2 separate regions of the Homo sapiens genome follow, and region 1 is linked to region 2. The links are chromatin contacts, found by Hi-C or POLR2A ChIA-PET in ENCODE. All regions are on one chromosome and are shown on one strand. Each heading gives the region's core, a stretch centred on a gene start or an enhancer-like site at or near the end of the contact. The rest is flanking DNA. Distances are from core to core; before and after follow the strand shown.

Region 1 (7,372 bases), core at 395-2,894, 71 kb before region 2:
ACGCCCGGCTAATTTTTTGTATTTTTATTAGAGATGGGGTTTCACCGTGTTAGCCAGGATGGTCTCAACCTTCTGACCTTGTGATCCGCCTGCCTCGGCCTCCCAAAGTGCTGGGATTACAGGCGTGAGCCACCACGCCCGGCGATTTTTCTTTTTATAAAGCACCTTTCAAACCCATCCACTTCTGTTTCTTTAACCTAGACCTTCATTAGCCTAGACTTTCAACTATTACTTGTCCCACTGCAACACCCTCCAAACTGGTCTTTCTGCCTCTTGCCTGGCTACAATCCATCCTCCCCAGGGAAAAGATTGGTCTTCCCACCATGCAATCCTAGCTAAGCACTTCGGTGGATCATCTGTGAGGACAGCCACCAACAAATTATTCTTTCTGTGAACAGGAACGGATGGAATCCATTTCCTCTCCCCCGCCTTTTTTTTTTAGAGTGGGGAGCTCTGGTGCAGGATCCCCTCCTCTTGAGTCTGGGTCTGTAAATTGCTTTTACCAACAGAGTGTGGTGAGGGTAATATTCTGGGACTTCTAAACCCAGGTGTTAAGAGCCCAGCTTCGCCAGGCATGGTGGCTCATGCTTGTAATCCCAGCACTTTGGGAGGCCCAGGTGGGTGGATCACTTGAGGTCAGGAGTTCAAAACCAGCCTGGCCAACATGGTAAAACCCCCCGTCTCTACTAAAAATACAAAAAAATTAGCTGTGCGTGGTGGTGGGCACCTGTAATCCCAGCTACTCAGGAGGCTGAGGCAGGAGAATCGCTTGAACCTGGAAGGCAGAGGTTGCAGTGAGCCGAGATGGCACCACTGCACTCCAGCCTGGGCAACAGAGCGAGACTCTATCTCAAAAAAAAAAAAAAAAAAAAAAAGAAGCCCAACTTCCTTTTCCTTCTCTTGTCCATCAGCTGCCATGTAAAGTCGTCTGATAGCCAGGTGTAGTGGTGCATACCTGTATGCTACTTGGAAGGCTAAAGCAGAAGGATTGCTTGAGCCTAGGAGTTTGAGGCTACAGTGAGCCAAGATCATGCCATTGCACTCTAGCCTGGGCAACAGAGCAAGACCCTGTCTCAAAAAAAAAAAAAAAAAGAGGCTCTGAGCCAGATTACTGGATGGTAAGAGATCAGGTGAAGATGCAGGGGACCAGCCAGCCTTCACACATTGCAGCCACCTAAGGCATCAGAGAAGTGAATGAAGTCATAGTGAACATTCTGCCAGTGACTTCAGATTCTCCAAGGCCTGTCAAGCCACTCCAGCGAGCACCATCTGGAGGAAGGAAGACCCATCTCTGTCAAGTGTTTAAACCACTAGATTTTGGCATCATTTTGACATGGTTTGTTACACAGCTATAGATAGCTGAAACATGCCCTAGTTTTTTTTTTTTTTTTTTTTAATTTAATTTTTTTTTTTGAGACAGAGTCTCAACTTCCCAGGCTGGAGTACAGTGGCGCAATCTCAGCTCACTGCAACTTCCGCCTCCCAGGTTCAAGCAATTCTCCTGTCTCAGCTTCTCGAGTAGCCAAAACTACAGGCATGAGCTACCATGCCCAGCTAATTTTTTGTTTTTGTTTTTGTTTTGAGAAGGAGTCTTGCTCTGTCACCCAGGCTGGAGTGCAGTTGCGCCATCTCAGCTCACCGCAAGCTCCACCTCCTGGGTTACGCCATTCTCCTGCCTCAGCCTCTGGAGCAGCTGGGACTACAGGTGCCTGCCACCTCGCCCGGCTAATTTTTTGTATTTTTAGTAGAGACGGGGTTTCACCATGTTAGCCAGGATGTACTCGATCTCCTGACCTCATGATCCGCCCACCTTGGCCTCCCAAAGTGCTGGAATTACAGGCGTGAGCCACCGCGCCCGGCCTGTATTTTTAATAGAGACAGGGTATCTCCATGTTGGTCAGGCTGGTCTCGAACTCCTGACCTCAGATGATCACCCACCTCGGCCTCTGAAAGTGCTGAGATTACAGGCATGAGCCACCGCACCCAGCCTAACATGCCCTAGTCTTGTTTTTGTTTTTGTTTTTTGAGACGGAGTTTTGCTCTTGTCGCCCAGGGTGGAGTGCAATGGCGAGATCTCGGCTCACTGCAAACTCTGCCTCCTGGGTTCAAGTGATTCTCCAGCTTCAGTCTCCTGAGTAACTGGGATTACAGGAATGTGCCACCACGCCCAGCTAATTTTGTATTTTTAGTAGAGATTGGGTTTCACCATGTTGGTTAGGCCAGTTTCAGACTCCTGACCTCAAGTGATCCACCCACCTCAGCATCCCAAAGTGCTGGGATTACAGGCGTGAGAGCCACTGCGCCTGGCCAGCATGTGCTATTTAATATTTGATAAATGAATGACTAGCCAACTGAATGAAGGTTAGAACTATGGAATAGGCCAGGTGTGGTGGCTCACACCTGTGATCCAGCCCCCACCACCTGTGGTTCACCTGTCTTCAGCAGGCTTCCTTCCTCTGCAAGATTGTCGCCTACAGCAACCAGGGCTTACTCTGAAAGGGGAGAAAGCACTGCTCTCCATAATCATCCAACAGTTTGTACTTTCTTTCTTTCTTTTTTTTTCAAGGCGGAGTTTCACTGTTGTTGCCCAGGCTGGAGTACAACGGCGCGATCTCGGCTCACCGCAACCTCCGCTTCCCCGGTTCAAGCAATTTTCCTGCTTTAGCCTCCTGAGTAGCGGGATTACAGGCATGCACCACCGCACCCGGCTAATTTTGTATTTTTAGTAGAGTCAGGTTTCTCCATGTTGGTCAGGCTGGTTTCGAATTCCCGACCTCAGGTGATCCGCCCCCTCGGCCCCGCAAAGTGCTGGGATTACAGGCTTGAGCCACCGCACCAGGCCAGTTTGTACTTTGACAGTGATTGGCTCATCCCTGAACTACTCTAAGCAAATACTACGAGTTAACTGGTTTGGGTCTAGATTATTATCCATACATCACCCAATTACTGCGGCAGAGGAGTAGGTAACTTTAAACTGATTTATATATGCCAATTAAGGTCTATGCCTCAGAGCTGGGATAGGTTTATTCCTACTCAAGACTTAATGAGGGGCCTGGCACAGTGGCTCATGCCGGTAATCCCAGCACTTTGGGAGGCCCAAGGTGGGTGGATCATTTGAGGTCAGGCGTTCGAGACCGGCCTGGCCAACATAGGGAAACCCTGTCTCTACTAAAAATACAAAAATTAGCCAGGCGTGCTGGCAGGTGCCTATAATCCCTGCTACTTGGGAGGCTGAGGCTGGGAGAATTGCTTGAACCCGGGAGGTGGAGGTTGCCGTGAGCCGGAGATCCTGCCATTGCACTCCAGCCTGAGCGACAGAGTGAGACTGTCTCAAAAAAAACCCAAAAACCTATGGAATATTCGTTTTGGACTTGATCATTTTTTAAAATTTTTACTTATTTTTATCTTTATTTTTTCATGCTTGGACTGTTAGAGAAAGACTCATAATTTTTATTCTTCCCTTATATCATCCCTGATCTTGCCCAGCAGATGTTATCTTCTAAAAGCTTTGTTTCATATGCTCTGATTCTTAAATTTCTCCTATCTCAGCTGTCTCCAAAGGGACAATAATTGGTGTTCATGATGATATGACTTGGGATAAAATGAAACCTTGAAGTGATACATTGTCTGAGGTTATAGTTTTAACTTTGGAAATTCAGAAACCCAATTTATGAAAATCTATATCTGTAACTCTGAATTAACCCATATGTTAAAAACTCCCAAAGAACCCAAATATTTGTCAATGTGGGGAAGAAAAAAATCCCCTGATTTTGTAAGTGTTTTTACTTTCTGAAAGGGGATTCCATATCTCTTATTCATTCGCGTCTCATCACAGTTCTGAGAGATGAGTAGAAGAGGTGGTGGCACTGTATTTCTGTTTTACAGGTTTGAAAGCAAAGGTTAGCCAGGCATGGTGGCTCACACCTGTAATCCCAGCACTTTGGGAGGCGGAGGCGGGAGGATCACAAGGTCAGGAGATCCAGACCATCCTGGCTAACACAGTGAAACCCTGTCTCTACTAAAAATACAAAAATTAGCCGGGTGTGGTGGCGGGTGCCTGTAGTCCCAGCTACTCGGGAGGCTGAGGTAGGAGAATGGTGTGAACCTGGGAGGCAGAGCTTGCAGTGAGCTGAGATCTCGCCACTACACTCCAGCCTGGGTGACAGAGGGAGACTTCGTCTCAAAAAAAAAAAAGAAAGCAAAGGTTGTATGAGTGTCCAGGGTCATATAGCTGGTTAGTACTACAAGTCAAGTAGGATCCATTCCACTGATGACTGACTGACTAGTCTGCTACTTTTGCCCCATACAGTGGTGATAATAGTAAGAAGTTTCAATTTATTGAGTAACTGAAATTTGTACTTAAGATTTGTACGTTTCTTAAGTAATTTTTTTTTTTTTTTGAGACAGAGTCTCCCTCTGTCACCTAGGCTGGAGTGCAGTGGCAAGATCTTGGGTCACAACAACCTCCGCCTCCTGACTCAAGTGTCTCTCCTGTCTCAGCCTCCCAAGTAGCTGGGATTACAGGCGCAGGCCACCATGTCCAGCTAATTTTTGTATTTTTAGTACAGACAAAGTTTCACCATGTTGACCAGGCTGGTCTTGAACTCCTGAGCTCAGGTGATCCAACCGCCTCGCCTCGGCCTCCCAAAGTGCTGGGATTACAGACGTGAGTCACCACGCCAGTCCCTTAATTTTAAAATTATTTTATTTATTTTTTGAGACAGAGTCTCACTCTGTCACCCAGGCTGGAGTGCAGTGGCATGATCTCAGCTCACTGCAACCTCTGCCTCCCGGGTTCAAAGGATTTTCCTGCCTCAGCCTACTGAGTAGCTGGTACTACAGGCACCTGCCACCATGCCCGACTTTTATTTTTATTTTTATTTTTATTTTTATTTTAGTAGAGACGGGGTTTCACTATGTTGGCCAGGCTGGTCTCAAACTCCTGACCTCAGGTGATCCACCCTCCTTGGTCTCCCAAAGTGCTAAGATCACAGGCGTGAGCCACCGTGCCTGGCCTTTTTAATTTTTTTTGTTTTGAGACGGGGACTCACTCTTTCGCCTAGGATGGAGTACAGTGGTGCAATCAAGGATCACTGCAACCTCAACCTCCCTGGGCTTAGTAAACCTCTAACCTCAGCCTCCTGAGTATCTGGGACTGCAGGCATGTGCCATTATGCCAGGATAATTTTTTTCTTTTTTTTCTTTTTTTTTTTTTTGAGATGGAGTCTCGCACTGTCACCAGGCTGGAGTGCAGTGGTGCCATCTTGGCTCACTGCAACCTCCACCTCCCGGGTTCAAGCAACTCTCCTGCCTCAACCTCCTGAGTAGCTGGGATTACAGGTGCCTGCCACCATGCCCGGCTAATTTTTTTGGATTTTTAGTACAGATGGGGTGACTATGTTGGCCAAACTGGTCTCAAACTGCCTGCCTTGGCCTCCCAAAGTGTTGGGATTACAGGCGTGAGCCACCGAGCCCAGCAGATAATTTTTATATTTTTAGTAGAGATGGTGTTTTTCCACATTGTCTAGTCTGGTCAGAAACTCTTAAGTTTAAGTGCTCCTCCTGCCTCAGCATCCAAAGTGCCGGCATTAGAGGCCACCGTGTCCAGCCTGTATTTTTCTTTATAGTTTTTAATTATTAAGATTTCCAGGCCGGGTGCAATGGCTCACACCTGGAAACCCAGCACTTTGAGAGGCCGAGGCAGGAGGATCACCTGAGTTCTAGAGTTCGAGACCAGCCTGACCAACATGGAGAAACCCCGTCTCTACTAAAAATACAAAATTAGCCGGGCATGGTGGCGCATGCCTGTAATCCCAGCTACTCAGAGCAGGCTGAAGCAGGAGAATCTCTTGAACCCGGGAGGTGGAGGCTGCAGTGAGCCGAGATCGCACCATTGCACTCCAGCCTGGGCAACAAGAGCGAAACTCCGTCTCAAAAAGAAAAAAAAGATTTCTTCCTCATTTTTTAAATTTAGCTTTTAATTACAGAAATATTTCTCTTTTTTTTCCACTCTGTCGCCCAGGCTGGAGTGCAGTGGCATGATCTCAGCTCACTGCAACCTCCACTTCCCAGGCTCAAGTGATCCTCCCATCTCAGCCTTCCTAGTAGCTGGGACTACAAGCTCCAACACATGCCCAGTTTATTTTGTTTATTTTTGAGGAGATAGGGTTTTGCAATGTTGCTCAGGCTGGTCTCAAACACCTGGGCTCAAGGGATCTGCCTGCCTAGGCCTGCCAACATGCTGGGATTAGAGGTGTGAGACACAATGCCCAGGTAATTATGGAAAATTTTTAACATATCAATAATAAGCATATATGAGTATGGGGAGCCCTCGTATGCCATCTCTCAAGTTCAACAATTATCAATATTTTGCCATTCTCGTTTCATCTATCCTCTCACTTTTTGTTTTCTGGAGTATTTTAAAATAAATTGGGGACATCACTTTATTCTTCCTGTAAATACTTCATTATGTATGTCTAATAGATAAGGAACTTTTGTTCTCTCTGTCTAAAACACAAACATGGCTGGGCGTGGTGGCTCACCACTTTAATCCCAGCACTTTGGGAGGCTAAGGCTGGTGGATCACCTGAGGTCAGGAGTTCGAGACCAGCCTGGCCAACAGGTTGAAATCATGTCTCCACTAAAAATACAAAAAATTAGCCGGCGTGGTGGCGGGTGCCTGTAATCCCAGCTACTTGAGAGGCCGAGACAGGAGAATCACTTGAACCCAGGAGGCATGGGTTACAGTGAGCCAAGATAGCACCATTGCACTCCAGGCTGGGCGACAAGAGCAAAACTCCACCTCAAAAAGAAAATAAAAAATAAAACACAAACATAATACCTTTTCACCCTACAAAAATCAGCAAAATGCTTTCACGTCATTAATATGCTGTCCATATTCAGTTTTTCCATGATTGTCATTTCATAGTTAGTTCATTCAAATCAGAATCTATACATGGTTCGTAGATCGTTTTTGGTTGATGTGTCTTTTTTAATCTGCCTCCCATCTGCCCTCACCACCCCACCATTTATTTGTGGAAGGAACCAGTTTGCTTGTCCTGTAGAATTCCCCTGGACTTCCCCCAGCTGCATCCTCGTGGACCTAAAATATTATGTTTCTATATCACTAATTACATGTAGTTCATTCATACAAATTAAATATACTGGAACACTTTATGAACGCTATTACAAATATCAAACACTTCCACACTCAGCAAATATTTATTGAGCATCTATTCTGTACAAACTTCCCTTTCTGATCTCTGGGTTAATGTATAACGTCTCTTGCACTAGAAGCTTTGGTCGGATCTTTGCTTTCTCATTTCTTCTATGTCTATATCATAGATCCGGCCATAGATCCTACCTAAAAAAC
Region 2 (6,956 bases), core at 2,241-4,740:
CTCAAACTCCTGACCTCAAGTGATCCCCCCACCTCGGCCTCCCAAAGTGCTCTGATTACAGGTGTGAGCCACCGCGCCCGGCCCCCCTTTTTATTTTTTGAGACGAAGTCTTGCTCTTTTGCCCAGGCTGGAGTGCAGTGGAATGATCTCGGCTTACTGCAACTTCTGCCTCCTGGGTTCAATCGATTCTCCTGACTTATCCTCCTAAATAGCTGGGATTACAGGCAACTGCCACCATGCCTGGCTAATGTTTTTGTATTTTTAGTAGAGACGGGGTTTCGCCATGTTGGCCAGGCTGGTCTCAAACTCCTAACCTCAGGTGATCCACCTGCCTTGGCCTCCCAAAGTGCTGGGATTACAAGAGTGAGCTGCTGCGCCCGGCCAGCATTTCCCATTTTTATTTGAGTGTGGAAACTTCCTTTTTGGTAATTCCTATTAATAGCCCATACAGCTGATGTTCCAGAAAATAGTTTGGGAATAGGGTCTATCTTATTTTGAATTTTTCAAAATTTTTAATATTTTTGATACTGGTCTATTTTTAGTCTTCTACAATCTGTGTACAGTGTGCGTTACTATCCTCTTTCTATAAATGAAGAACTGAAACTCAGAAAGAAACCTGACCACTTCTTATGAGGTACACTGTCTCTTAACGCCTAACCTACTGAACCCTGCCCTAGGGCACAGATGACAGCTGAGGCTGTACTTGCTGCAACAATCCACTTCTACTGCTAGGGGTTGAAACTCTAGATCCCTTTCCTCTGCAAGCATCGTGCAGTACACTATTGTTCGGTTTCTATGGTCTTTTTAGCACAGTTGTCTATTTTCAGTGCATTGCCGGTTATTAGCTACTGTGGCTTTTCTCTGTAATTCTATCTGCCATATATTGGAGCCTTTTTTTGTTTTAATTTTTTATTAAAATAGAGATGGGATCTCACTATGTTGCCCAGGCTGGTCTCAAACTCCTGGGCTCAAGTGATCCTCCTGCCTTTGGAGGCCGAGGTGGGCAGATCACGAGGTCAAGAGATAGAGGCCATCCTGGCCAACGTGGTGAAACCCCATCTCTACTAAAAATACAAAAATTAGCTGGGCGTGGTGGTGCATGCCTGTAGTCCCAGCTACTCGGGAGGCTGAGGTAGGAGAATCACTTGAACCTGGGAGGTGGAGCTTGCAGTGAGCTGAGTTCACGCCACTGTACTCCAGCCTGGCGTCAGTGCAAGACCCCATCTCAAAAAGAAAAAAAAAAAAGGAGAGATATACTTCTTCTTTTTCCTTTAATTATTTTTAATTTTTTTTTAAAAGAGACAGGGTCTCACTATGTTGCCTGGGCTGGTCTTGAACTCCTGAGTTCAAGGGATCCTCCTGCCTCAGGCTTCCAAAGTGCTGGAATTACAGGCATGAGCCACCATGCCCGGCCAAGATACACTTCTTAGAAGGTATTGTCATCTTTATTTAAGGCTCGGAGAGGTTGTTGCTTACCCAAGGTTACATAGAACCAAGATTCACACAGTTTTGTTGGACTTCTTCAAAGGATACTGCCTTTTTTGGAAACATGTTTTGAGCTCCAGGCAACAACCAATGTTTGGAACCCACCTTATTGCATAATTTGGGACTACCCTAATCTTAAACCTCATTGACAATGATTGGCTGCTTTTGACTCTAGAAATGACTCTCCTGTGTCTCCTGAGTCCTATTTGCCTATCCATTGGTTAAGATCTGCTTTGGTCTAAACAGAGTTAAGGCCAGGCATGGTGGCTCATGCCTATAATCCCAGGGCTTTGGGAAGCCAAGGCGGAAGGATCATTTGAGCTCAGGAGTTCAAGACCAGCCTGGGCAACATTGCCAAATCTGGCCTCTATAAAGAAAAAAACAAAAAACAAAAAACTGGGCGTGAGGAGTACCTGTAGTTCAAGTTACTCAGGAGGCTGAGGCAGGAGGATCCCTTGAGTTCAGGAGCCTGAAGCTGCAGCGAGCTTTGATTGCACTACTGCACTCCAGCCTGGAAAACATGGTAAGACCCCGTCTCAATAAAATAAAATAAAATAATAAAATAAAATAAAATAAAAATAGCCAGGCGCAGTGGCTCACGCCTGTAATCCCAGCACTTTGGGAGGCCAAGGTGGGCAGATCATAAGGTCAGGAGTTCAAGACCAGCCTGGCCAATATGGAGAAACCCTGTCTCCACTAAAAATACAAAAAATTAGCCTGGTGTGGTGGCACATGCCTGTAATCCCAGCTACTCGGGAGGCTGAGGCAGGAGAATTGCTTGAACCCAGGAAGTGGAGGTTGCAGTGAGCTGAGATCGTGCCACTGCACTCCAGCCTGGGTGACAGAGTGAGACTCCATCTCAAAGAACAACAAGAACAACAACAACAAACAACAGCAACAACAGCAGAGTTAGCTATGATATGATGCGTTCTTATCCCCTACCCCTCATGATCTCCCGAATCTTTCCCCCTCTTTCCTCCTGTCCCTCTGTCCTTCTCTTTCCTTCATTTTTTATAAGACTGGCAAGGTTCTGTCTTCTCTCACGATATAACATCTTCATCTTCTGCCCAGTTGGGCATCAAACAAATGATTTTATGAAAGAAATCAAGACGAGACTGGGTTTGGTGGCTCATGCCTGGAATCCCAGCACTTTGGGAGGCTGAGGTGGGCGGATCACCTGAGGTCAGGAGTTCGAGACCAGCCTGGCCAACATGGGAAAAGCTGGTCTCTACTAAAAATATAAAAATTAGCTGAGCATGGTGGCGCATGCTTGTAATCCCAGCTACTTGAGAGGCTGAGGCACAAGAATTGCTTGAACCCAGGAGGCAGAGGTTGCAAGACAGGAGGCAAAGTCGGTGATTCTCAGTCATTTTCCCTGCAGCCCACTTCCCCCACTTCTGCCCTCATTCAGCCCATACCCCAATTTTTCCTACCTCTTCCCTCACCTTCTTACTTCCTGCCTCTCCCCAGCTAGGGAGGTTTTCCCATAGCTGGAGATTTTCCCTAAAGGGACGAAGCCTAGGGAAGGAGGATAAAGGCATAGAATAGACCCAGTGTGGAAGAGGCGTGAGGGTGAGGGGCACTTGGGCAAGGTGCATGGATGGAAATGAAGGAGAGGAAAGGTCTTCCCATCTACACAGGGCTGAGGATGCACAGCTTCAGAGTGACCACAAGGACGCTGAGGAAAGAGCAGTGGGGATGGAATGAGACAGACATGGAAGGCAGGAGGGGGCCTGCAGAGAGGCAGAGTCACAGAGCGCACGACACAAGGCTGAGGCAGGTGACAACACAGACATTCTGGAGAACAGAAGGGCATTCAGGGAGGAGAGCCAAGGCCACATAGGGTTGACTTTTTTTTTTTAAAGGATTAAGAATGAATCACTGTTTTCATAAGCATCAGTGCACATGCCATATGTTAGGTGTTGCCGGAGTAGAAAACCCCAGAACACGACTTAGAACAGGCCCAACAGCCTCATGCTCTGCCCTGACGGGGCCCTGTGGGAGAGCTCCTGGGCTTAGCTTTCCCCAGAGATGAGGTAATGCTCCTCAGGCATCTCTGGGGACGTGATCTTCACCCCCTCCCTCCTCTAAAGTGAAATCCAAACCAATATAAACCCTGTAAACCTTCCTTGACGGCTCCAAGGTTAGAAGAGAAGTGGAAGTTAGCCACATCATTAATAACAGATCCCCTGGTGAAGGCTCAGTAAACACTCGGAAATTAATAACAGAGAAAAGAGGAGCAGGATAGTAATTTGGATCATAGACTCCTTTGAAAATCTGAAGAAAGCTATAGACTCTCTCCCCAGAAAAAAGCACATGTACATATACACACCAGCTTCAATAAGATAGTGTCTGGATGTTTGTTAAAATCCTGAGGCCAAGGCCAAGGGTTGAGGGGCCATGGACCCCTGAATAAGAAGCCCTGACTTAGAGTATATGAAATAGTTTTGCATCTGTGATCTGTTTTGTCCAGCCAAGGCCCTGGAGATAGGGCAGATGCTGCCTGCGTGGGACAGGCAAAGAGACCTGGGCACAGAGGAGGACTGACTTGCTCCCTGCCTGTGCGAGGAGGTAGCGTGGAGCTAAATTTAGAACGCCTACCTCCATGGCCAGTCTTGTCTTATCACTCACTGTAAATTTGGAACCTGCTGTTAGACAAACTTTTCATTTTTTCTTACATTTTTAGGTAGTTAATTGGGGTTTTTAGAAAAGGGGAGAAATTAAAGGCCGGGAGTGACAGCTCACACCTGTAATCCCAGCACTTGGGGAGGCCGAGGAGGAAGGATCGCTCGAGCCCAGGAGTTTGAGACCAGCCTTGGCAATATAGTGAGACCCAGTCTCTATAAAAAAAAATAACAATAATAAAATAAAATAAAATAATAATGGCTCGGCGCAGTGGCTCACGCCTGTAATCCCAGCACTTTGGGAGGCTGAGGTGGGCGGATTACCTGAGGTCAGGAGTTCGAGATCAGCCTGGGCAACACGGTGAAACCCCATCTTTACTAAAAATACAAAATCAGCCGGGCGTGGTGACACATGCCTGTAATCCCAGCTACTCAGGAGGCTGAGGCAGGAGAATCGCTTGAACCTGGGAGGCAGAGGATGCGGTGAGCCAACATTGCGCCATTGCACTCCAGCCTGGGCAACGAGTAAATCTCCGTCCCGCCAAAAAAAAAGAAAAAAAAAAAATAATAAAAATTAACTAGGCATGGTGGTGTGTGCCTGTAGTCCCAGCTACTTGGGAGGCTGAGATGGGAGGATAGCTTGAGCCCAGGAGTTTGAGGCTGCAGTGAGCTGTGATGGTGCCACTGCACTCCAGTTTGGGCGACAGAGCAAGACCCTGTCTCAAAAACGAAACAAAACAAACAAAAAAAAAGGAAAGAAAAGAGGAGAAAAGACTATATTTTCAGGGCTTCAGGGATCATTTCTACAGTTTCTTACTAGACAAGTTTTTCTGAACGTGTAGAGCACTAAAATCAGGCCTGGTGTGGTGGTTCACGCCTGTAATCCCAGCACTTTGGGAGGCCGAGGTGGGTGGATCACCTGAGGTCAGGAGTTTGAGACCAGCCTGGCCAACATGGTGAAACCCTGTCTCTACTAAAAATACAAGAATTAGCTGGGCATGGTGGCGCTTGCCTGTAATCTCAGCTACTTGAGAGGCTGAGGCAGAGGAATCACTTGAACCCAGGAGGCAGAGGAGGCAGTGAGCCGAGATCGAGCCGTTGCACTACTGCCTGGGCAACAATAGCGAAACTCCGTCTCAAAAAAAAAAAAAAATAGGACTCCATCCAGTCATCACTGGAAGTGAGCTGACTGGAGCTAAACTTCAGAACTGTGTGAGCTGAGCGGTTACAAGACATTAGGAAGCTAAAAAAACTGGTGGATGAAGTTGTTAAGAGTATGAAACCCAAATCAACAGCCACCATGTTTTCAAAACAGATTTGTAAAAATTGCATTTGTTACACTGTACAGAAACTTTTTTTTTTTTTTTTTTGAGATGGTGTTTTGCTCTTGTTGCCTAGGCTGGAGTGCAGTGGTGTGATCTCAGCTCACTGCAATCTCCACCTCCTGGGTTCAAGCGATATTCCTGCCTCAGCCTCCTGAATAGCTGGGACTACAGGTGCCCACCACCGCACCCGGCTATTTTTTTTTTTTTTTTGAGATGGAGTTTGCTCTTGTTACCCAGGCTGGAGTGCAATGGTACTATCTTGGCTCACTGCAACGTCTGCCTCCTAGGTCCAAGCGATTGTCCTACCTCAGCCTCCCGAGTAGCTGGGATTACAGGCATGCGCCACCACACCTGGCTAATTTTGTATTTTTAGTAGAGATGGGGTTTCACCATGTTGATCAGGCTGGTCTCAAACTCCCAACCTCAGGTGATCCACCCACCTCTGCCTCCCAAAGTGCTGGGATTACAGGCATGAGCCCCCAAGCCTGACCAGAGGCTTTTTAAATTAAATAAATATCAAACTACATTCTTAAAAAGGAAAAAAGTGGGGGAGAAATTAGATTGTGCTTCCTCTTTACCCTTTTGTGACATCACCAGCACATTCTCACAGCTTCTTCTTCCTTCTACACTCAAAATACAAGATGAGGAGAAATCTGCTGGGTTTGAGATCCAGTAAGAAAGAAAGTGCCTCTTAATAGAAGGTAATAGGAATAACAGCCATCCATATTACAACTGCTGCTTCTTTCCCATTGTCAGAAAAATGGGGTCCATTTATGACTGGATGACAAATCCTACAGGGCTGAGAGTTAATAGAAACCCTGCAATGCAGTTAGGACGTGCTGACTTTTTGTGCAGTCTTTTAACGGGCGCAAGGACCAGGCAACCTTCCAGCCACTTAACAGTCTGAAAACTCTTCTTGCCTAGTAGGTCCTCTGTTTCCTTTAGTGTTTAATAATGGAATAATGTGTGCTCATAACAGGTAAGTCATGGAAAATGAGCGTGATACTGCATTAGAGGTTATACTTCATGAGGAGATGAACTGGTGTGAGCTTACGTTTTGTTTTGTTGGGATTTTATTTTGTTGGGACTTTTTTTTTTTTTTTCACCGTGTTAGCCAGGATGGTCTCCATCTCCTGACCTCATGATCCGCCTGCCTCGGCCTCCCAAAGCGCTGGGATTACAGGCTTGAGCCACCGTGCCCGGCCACAAGATGGGTTTTCATTCAGCAAGCACATAGGTGTTTGCTGTATGATGAATGGGGCGTAATTTAAAATTTAGTGGGATGTCTTATAAATGACGTGGCTTTTTCTGGAACCTATAGAACATAGAAATGACAAAGAGCATACAGTGCCAATGTTCACTGAATGAGCATTTATTGAGCACATATTATGTTCTGGACAATGAAGAAACATAATCTCTCTCTACTGTTGAACAACTCAGTCCTACAGGAGAAATATATTTAAATATATATATAGTTTGCTTGTTTTGTTTTGTTTTTTGACACAAAGCCTCGCTCTGTTGC

Evidence for each region. A loop is a pair of places that touch in the nucleus more often than their neighbours do. ChIA-PET counts read pairs that join two places held with the same protein, here RNA polymerase II (POLR2A).
Region 1: a loop to region 2 is called in a map of astrocyte of the cerebellum, with 5 times the contacts of the local background. The contact joins two enhancer-like sites. A Hi-C loop is called at or near these places in 1 of 168 maps with a recorded cell type or tissue (astrocyte of the cerebellum). POLR2A ChIA-PET finds 5 or more read pairs at or near these places in 3 of 52 experiments (OCI-LY7, WTC11 and activated CD4-positive, alpha-beta T cell).

What each region holds. Positions count from the first base shown.
Region 1 is chr6:15,213,928-15,221,299 of GRCh38, reverse strand. No RefSeq gene overlaps it. Among named protein-coding and RNA genes, the nearest start is that of JARID2-DT, 28 kb to the left of the region's middle. Within about 2 kb of position 1,644, at least 3 of the 41 ENCODE cell types and tissues checked have a DNase peak (open chromatin) inside an H3K27ac peak, as active enhancers do.
Region 2 is chr6:15,145,090-15,152,045 of GRCh38, reverse strand. All of the region lies in intron 2 of LOC105374946 (a long non-coding RNA gene), which reads left to right. Among named protein-coding and RNA genes, the nearest start is that of JARID2-DT, 97 kb to the left of the region's middle. Within about 2 kb of position 3,490, at least 2 of the 41 ENCODE cell types and tissues checked have a DNase peak (open chromatin) inside an H3K27ac peak, as active enhancers do.